Linked DNA regions of Homo sapiens: region 2 is linked to region 1. The links are chromatin contacts, found by Hi-C or POLR2A ChIA-PET in ENCODE. All regions are on one chromosome and are shown on one strand. The core of a region is the stretch at or near the end of the contact, and the rest is flanking DNA. Distances in the headings are between cores, read along the strand shown.

Region 1 (3,953 bases), core at 319-2,818:
AGGTGACCTCCGCCTGCATGGAGCCATGGAAATGTTTCCCCTTTTCCCTCCACTGGACTCTGGGACAGTAGTGGGAGCCTGGGTGGGGGCTTTTGCCTGCCAGAACTCATGGGTCGGGGCCGCACATGAGTGAGTGTCTCCTGGGCAGGGCTGTGGCCATGAGCTCAGGTCTTTAGTGGGCTCCTTGCTCCTCCCAGCAAAGCGTTCACCTTGCCCCACCCTGGGACCTCTCAGGTGCTCTTTGGAGGTGTTGACCTGGGGCATCTGTCCATGGCCCTGAGGAGGTGGAGCACCTGGTGAGGGCTGCGCTCTCTCCAGCTGGGACCCCGGGCTCCGAAACTAAAGTTTTGGGAAGAGTGTCAGCTGACGGGTGGGGCTTCAGAGGAGGAAAAGAAACAAGGGTGTGAGATGTGCAGGCCCTGGTGAGAGACAGGCAGCAGCAAGAGCCTGCCAGCCATACTTACCCACAAGGCCGGCTGAGGGGCTGTGCTGGCCCAGGGCTCTGGCTTTCGGACCCAGACAATGCTGCTGACCAAGCAGGCCAGGCGCTGAGTGACTGTCCCAGCGGATCTCCGAGCAGGGTCCCTTGAGCATTAGGAATGCAGCTTCTCAGGCCATGCCAGCCTGGCAGAACAGGAAGGGAGGGGTACAGCCCTGTGGGGACGCAGCTGTGGCTCGAGTGACACCTGCTGGCGGCCTCATCTCATCCGCTCTCTGCGAGTCTGTGGTGGTTCTAGTCGGCGTTTCACGGGCAAGGTTTAGGGGGTTTGTTCCTCAGCTGGGGTCCACCCACGTCTTCCGACTTCCTCTCTCAGTGTTTGGGCCATCGGTGGGTGAGGTGGCTGCAGCAGAGCCGGGGGCTCCTGTGTGCGGAGGCAGCACCGACATCCACTGCAGCCACACCCTCCTGAGAGGGTCTGGAAGGAAGCAGGGCACCCTGCGAACCCACCTTCCTCTGGGGTGTCTTCCGGGGCCCCAGGGCCAGGGCAACTGGAGCAGACAGGACATTATCTAGCTCTGGGGGCCGTGCTGACCGAGCCAGACCCTCGCGGCGGCCCACAGAGATGGGCAGCTTGCGGGGCAGCTTTGTCCCCCCGACACTGGGTCCTGTCTTCATGCACACAAGCCGCCTGTTCTGCAGGTGACCAGTTAGGTTCGATGGGACAGGCTTTGGGAATCAGCGGCTTGGGTTTGCCCCCCACAGCCTTGGATCTTGACCTTGGGAGAGGCCTCCACCACGTGCCCTGGGGTGGGGTGGGGGCGGGGGCGTCCTGCATCTGCGCCGTTCAGCTCAGTTGCCCTCAGCCGCGGTTGGCCGCCAAGCACTAGGGTGTTGCTGGCACAGCCAAGGAACTGAGCCCAGACTTTTTGTTTACTTAATCAAGCATAAATGCAAAGGGCTGGGGGTGGCCGAGCTGATGGTGCAGGCGTGTGCGCTCAATAGCTCCGTCACAGTGGCTGTCGCTTTATTGAGCAACCGAGGGAGCGAGGGAGAGGAGCAACTGCGGCGAGCGTGGAGGCCCAGCCCGCAGAGCTCCCGTCTGGGGGAAGCCCTGTCCCTCACTGCCTGTTCCCGGCGCTTTGGTGCCCTCTGCTGTGGGGTGATGAGGTCAGGCTACGCAGGCAGTCACGGCAGAACTGAAGGCCGTGTGCTTTCGTGTAGCCAAACCCCTTTTCTTACTGATATCAGTTATAAAATCAGAGCTATGTTCCCACCAGGGGCAAAAATCCAACACCGTGCAGTTGCAAACACGGGGCAGGAAAGACTCCGGCGACCCTCATTACACTGTGCCGGGAGGCATGGCCAGAGCTCCGTCAGTTCATGCGTCGCTTAAACCTAGAGGTGGGTGCGATTGTCACCCTATCTTACAGGTGTGGAAACTAACTCAGCTCCGAGATGTGACTGACCTTCCCCGGCCATAGTACGCGCAGCGCAGTGGGGCCTGGACGCGGCTGCCTGGTTTCAGGTCCACACGCTCCCCAGCACTGCCGGCCAGGCTCCAGCATGACGGGGGTCAGGCCTCCACAAGGCCCTGTCGGCCACGGGAGTTTGCTGCGAGATCCTGGGTCCCTGACTGTGTTCTCAAAGCCCCTAGGATTTGACCAGCCGTTCTTTTATCTTAGGAGTCGGAAATCTTACATCTGTATTTTTATTTCGCTGTGCTTCCGCCCCCTGCTCTGCTACCCTCACCTCACTACGTTGTTTTATTGGCATAGTATAAAATTCACATTTTACAATATGCAATTCAGTGGCACTAGCACATTCACGGGGTTCTGATCATCAGCTCTATCAGGTTGCAGGCCACTTTCATCACCCCAAAACCCCAGCCCTGTGAGCAGCCATTCCTGCTCCTCCCCGGCCATCATCCGTCTGTCTCTGGATTTACCTGTTCATGTTATGGGGGAGAGAGAGAGAGAGAGAGAGTGTGTGTGTTTGTGTGTGTGTGTGTGTGTGTTTTAAATGAAGGCTTGTGGTACGGGGTCTGTTCTCATTTTGCGCCGGTGTTGGGCCTGAAGTGTGTCCTGTGTGCATGTCTCTGACCCCCGGAGTCATGGGACCCAGTCACGTGCTGCGCTGACGTGGAGTCCGAAGTTGTAAAGACAAAGCTGGGTGAGACCCTAGTGACTCACAGGCCCTTCTGCTCTCCTTTCCAGATCTGGGACTTTCTCGGGGACAACCCTGGGATAACAGCCACCACTGGAGTCTATGCTTGAAGGCCATTCCGCCTCGTGGTGCCCTGGGCGAATGTCGAGGGAAAGCAGACTCCCTGTGCCCCCGGGGTTGGCTTCTTGCTCAAGGATTCCAGATGCTGGCCTCCTGGGTGGTGTTCCCATGCCGAGCTCCAGTTGGGGGTGTGACCAGCACCCCGTGCGGGGGCTGCTGGTGTTCTGTGTTGTCAGAGCAGTGCTGTTTTGTGTTTTTCTTTAAAAAAAAAATTTTTTTTTGAGATGGGGTTTCACTCTTGTTGCCCAGACTGGAGTGCAGTGGCACAATCTTGGCTCACTGCAGCAGCCTCTGCCTCCTGGGTTCAAGCAATTCTCCTGCCTCTGCCTCCCCAGTAGCTGGGACTACAGGTGCCCGCCACCATGCCCTGCTAATTTTTATAGTTTTAGTGAAGATGAGGTTTCACCATATTGGCCAGGCTGGTCTCGAACTCCTGACCTCAGGTGATCTACCTGCCTGGCCTCCCAAAGTGCTGAGATTATAGGCATGAGCCACCACACCCGGCCTCCTTTTAAAATTTTAATTTTTAATGAGATGGGGTCTCACTATGTTGCCCAGGCTGGCTTTGAACTCCTGGCCTCAAATGATTCTCCTGTCTCAGCTGTGTTTTGTGTTTGCTCCAGCCCTTTGCTGGTGAACAGACACGTTCACTGGACACCTAAGTGCCTGGACCGTGGAGCACAGGGTGGGGGTGCTGTTCATGGCCGGAACGCCAGAGGCTACTGGGGAGACACAGGAGCGACCACCATGATCCACAGACCAGGACTGTACAGAGCACTTGAAGGGGCGGCCTCAAGAATTGTGCCGGAACAGTGAACATGAGGGCTCCTGGCTCCCCTCTGAGGACAAGGGTTAGGTAGGAGGGGACAGGGGCAGGGCTGAGGTGGGTCGGCTTGGTTCATGGCAGGGCTTGGGGAGTGAGGAGAGTGAGGAGTACCGGGACCCGGGGTCCCTGCTCTGCTCACCTGCTGAGAATGAGCCAGTGTTGGCCTCTGGTCTCCATGTCTGTAGAGAGGCTTCTCTGCTTCCCCTCCTGTAGAATGGGAACGACAACATCCAGCCATAGAGTGCTGAGAATTCAGGGACAGGACACAGCGAAGGTGCCCCAGTCCCCCTTCCTGACCCCAGCCTGGCGTCACCCTCTATCCAAGGGAAGAAGCAGGGATCTGCCTACGAATCTCTCAGGATGTGAAGTGTGGCCCCCAGCCTGGTGCCTTTGCAGTGGGCC
Region 2 (3,685 bases), core at 1,084-3,583, 66 kb after region 1:
GCGGAAGGACCGTCTCCCTCCTCTAGGTCATGCTCACTTTCTCTGACTCTTCCGAAGTTTGATCTGACTGTTCTTGCCTTTGGTCTTGGAAACTTGACATCAAGGTGCCTATTAGATTTTCAGTCGTCGCCTTCCATAGCTGCAGGTGCTGTGACTGTTTCTGCCTTCAGCCGGCCGACAGCACCGGGCGCAACAAGCTTCAGGACATCATGATGCCGCCCTCCTGCAGTACCTTTAACCTCGCCCGGGCCAGGGTCTGCCTCCAGCCCAGGACCAAGACCCCGATTCCAGATAAGGCGGAGGGAGGAGGGCAGGGGGTAGAGGGAGGAGGGCAGAGGGTGGAGGGAGGAGGGAGGAAAGAGGGTGGAGGGAGGAGGGCAGAAGAAGAGGGCAGAGGGAAGAGGGTAGAAGGAAGAGGGTGGAGGGAGGAGAGAAGAGGTGGAGGGAGGAAACAGGGTGGAGGGAGGAGGGAGAACGCTGGAGGGCAGAGGGAGGAGGGCAGAGGGCGGAGGGAGGAGGTTGGAGGGCGGAGGGAGGAGGTTGGAGGGCGGAGGGAGGAGGTTGGAGGGCGGAGGGGAGGAGGATGCAGGGCAGAGGGAGGAGATTGGAGGGCGGAGGGAGGAGGTTGGAGGGCAGAGGGGAGGAGGTTGCAGGGCAGAGGGAGGAGGTTGGAGGGCGGAGGGAGGAGGTTGGAGGGTGGAGGGAGGAGGTTGGAGGGCGGAGGGAGGAAGCTGGAGGGCGGAAGGAGTCAGTCAACTCAGGCACCTGGTTGGCTTCTCTCGCGCCCAGGCCGCGTGTCAGGTGAGGCAGTCGGTACGCAGAAACTGAGGAAGCGACTGTCCCCAGGTGCCAAGGAGGTTGCTGGCTCAGCCTTCAAAACAAGCAAGGAAGAGTGCAGCTGCATTTGTTGAAAAAAAGCCAGGCTGTATTTTCACCATGTGCCCCCTGCCTTGAAAATGAACTACGGAATGCACAGCGCGTGGGGGGTGGGTGCTGGAAAGGGACAGAACAAGGGTCCGTGGCAACCACAAAGCACCTGCAGGCCAGCGCTTCCCGATGAGCAGAGGCGGGGGCTGGCACCTGGCGCTGGCTGCAGACGGGAAGTCAACGCCACCAAAGCAGAGGACCTCAGCCACCCAGGTTAGCAAGAGGGTAGCAGGGCGCTCAGGAACAGGTGAAGCCATACTGTGGAGAGAAGCTGAATGCTCCTCCCAAGCTTCAGCCCACCCATTAGGAACAAATGCTCTTTAAGTCTGTTTCTTCATGAAACCCAAAGTGGAAGTGCCTGAGCTGTGAATGCGGCCACAGCGTTCATGCCAGCTTGTTCCCAAGCCTAGGAGAAGCAAGCAGCCCCGTGACGGGCACAGGCCACAGTGTGGGCGTGAGCTCACCCCATGTGTAGCCGGGTGCTGGGCCCAGGCCGCTGGGTTTCTGGGGTCGGCAGAGTGGGCCAGGCAACAACCTCACATGCCTACCTCACTGCCACTCGTCCGCCTCGTCCACTCCTGGCATTTGGGATAAACATCCTGTCTCAGACACACCCTTCTCGTGCGCCCATGCCACCTGCTCAGGCCTATGCCGCCCGCCCGTCCTCCCAAGCGTGCACACCCGTCCGCCATCCTTCTCCCGTCTGTGCCCCATGGGACAGAGGCCTCCAGCTGCACCACCACTGCTCGTTAACAGCTGCCATCCACACCGAGGAAGCCTCTTCGAGCCCAGGGAGTGGAGGATGGGGCTCTGCTGTGCACGTGCTCCCTCGGGCCCTCCCAGCAGTGGTAGATGGGGCTCTGCTCTGTCCTTCTTGGTCATCTTCCTGGGCCTGCAACAAAGCTCAGCCCAGCAGCCAGGCAGCTCCTTACAGAGGCTAACGCCGGGTCTGGTCCCTGGTGACCCCAGGCTGCTGTGAGAACTTGTGACCCCCGAGATCAGAACAGCCTTCGGGTCCCAGAGCTTCCCGCATGATCGTGTGTGGAACAGACCGGGAGATTCCAGCAGATATGGGTTCAACGTTGACCACCAACCTTGACAACCCAAGGGCTGCCTCCCCTGACCATGACAGCCAACTCCTCCTCCACAGTGGCTCTGCCAGGCGCCGAGTCCATAAAGGGCAGCCACTGTTTGGCAAGGAGGGCCGGTCTGCCGGGGGCTCCCAGGCCCTGGGGTCAGGCTGAGAGAGGAAGATGGGTGTGAGGGTGCAGGGGCAGGGGGGCGGGCCCTGCAGGGCAGTGCCTGGCCCGTCCTGCACCCCCAGCCTGGGAACCCCCGGCTTTCTCGCTTGGGCCTCTGGGGAGCCCGCGTCCCCAAATGTAGCCACATCAGAGCACACTTCTCCGGCAGCAACTTCCCAGGCATGTCCGTGGCCTCCTCGGGGGCAGGCGCCCCCTCCTGGACGCTGAGCTGACCTCTCTAGCAGGACTCTGCTCATCTGCACCATTTGCCATTTCCACAGAAACCCTGTCCCCAGAGCCCGGCGGAGAAAAAAACCACAGGGGCCTCTCTGCTCAGGGGAGCCACGCGGAAGAGGCACCCTCGCTCCAGCTGCCAAAGCAACTGAGCCTGCTGCAAACATCTCTGTGAACTCGGACAGGAAACAGTGTTAACCTGTGTTTCCTTCCAAGTCGGCCCTGGCGCATGTGAACTGCTTGCTAATACTGTGTACAATCACGCCGTGCAATGACAGAGAGAACTTTTCTTATTGATGAAGTGGTTTAAAAAGTTACCCTGAGCCTTTTTTCTTTGCTTTTAAGCTGGAAAGATAGCTTGATTACTTATGAAATGAAAAAAAGTTTTCCTAAATGAATGTAACAGTTTAAATCATACTGTTACGAAAACAACACTGTCAAGATTAAAAAGAAATTCTGCTCCTTTTAGTAATAAACAATGTCGTGTGACACTTTGGAACGCTTCTCTCGTTACAAACCAGCGTCTTTACTGAAGGTCCTTCCGCTGCAGAGCTGCGCAATGGATGTGTGGACAGAGCTAGTCGGCACGTGGAGGCTCTCCTGGTTTTCGAGCAGGAAACGTGCTGTGAGCAGGAATCGCGAGTGAGTTCCATGGCGTCCCCGGGTCAGCGCGCGTGCAGGAATCGCGAGTGAGTTCCATGGCGTCCCCGGGTCAGCGCGCGTGGGGTCCTGTCTCGCTGGCTCACCACTGGTGGCCAGGGCATGTCTCCCCCAGCCCTGAGTCTCCGCAGTGGTGACCAGGGCATGTCTCCCCCAGCCCTGAGTCTCCCGGCAGTGGAGGCAGCGTGGGCACAGGGTTTGTCACAGCCTGTAAGTGAATGGAGGACACAAAAATAACCAGAGAGGCAGGCTCTGCCCTCCGGGAGTGCACAGGCGGTTTTTAAAATGTGTGCGTTCATGTAATTAAACGTCTCCGTTTGTTTCTCAGGGAGTGGTTACTCAATTTCTTCCCAGCCAGAGCTTTGTAAACCTGCGCTTCTCACCCCTCAGTGAAGCCTGAGTCCAGCCTCTAAAGGTGGGTCCCCTGGGTGGGCTGCAGCCAGTGGGGGCTTGGAAGGGCTCTGAAGGTTGAGACAAGGAAAACGGGCGTGAGCTGGACTCAGGGAAGCCGGGTCACCGTGGTACCTGCACTGTGGCCCTTGGCCATGACAGTGTGTCAGCTTCCGGCAGGGACTGCTTGTGTGCCTCGGGACACCAGTGACCAGGTGTGGCCAGGCCCCAGA

What was found. A loop is a pair of places that touch in the nucleus more often than their neighbours do. ChIA-PET counts read pairs that join two places held with the same protein, here RNA polymerase II (POLR2A). Pooled maps may share reads with other maps.
Region 2: a loop to region 1 is called in a map of B cell, with 13 times the contacts of the local background. The contact joins two enhancer-like sites. A Hi-C loop is called at or near these places in 2 of 168 maps with a recorded cell type or tissue (B cell and endothelial cell of hepatic sinusoid), 3 of 37 single-sample maps with no recorded cell type and 6 of 50 pooled maps. POLR2A ChIA-PET finds 5 or more read pairs at or near these places in 3 of 52 experiments (B cell, activated B cell and activated CD4-positive, alpha-beta T cell).

What each region holds. Positions count from the first base shown.
Region 1 is chr16:87,634,988-87,638,940 of GRCh38, forward strand. All of the region lies in intron 1 of JPH3 (junctophilin 3), which reads left to right. Among named protein-coding and RNA genes, the nearest start is that of JPH3, 34 kb to the left of the region's middle. RefSeq lists an enhancer at 731-910. Within about 2 kb of position 1,569, at least 5 of the 41 ENCODE cell types and tissues checked have a DNase peak (open chromatin) inside an H3K27ac peak, as active enhancers do.
Region 2 is chr16:87,700,163-87,703,847 of GRCh38, forward strand. It overlaps a transcript of KLHDC4 not described here. Among named protein-coding and RNA genes, the nearest start is that of KLHDC4, 64 kb to the right of the region's middle. RefSeq lists enhancers at 1,549-1,598, 2,329-2,578, 2,614-3,685 and a silencer at 2,149-2,208. Within about 2 kb of position 2,334, at least 6 of the 41 ENCODE cell types and tissues checked have a DNase peak (open chromatin) inside an H3K27ac peak, as active enhancers do.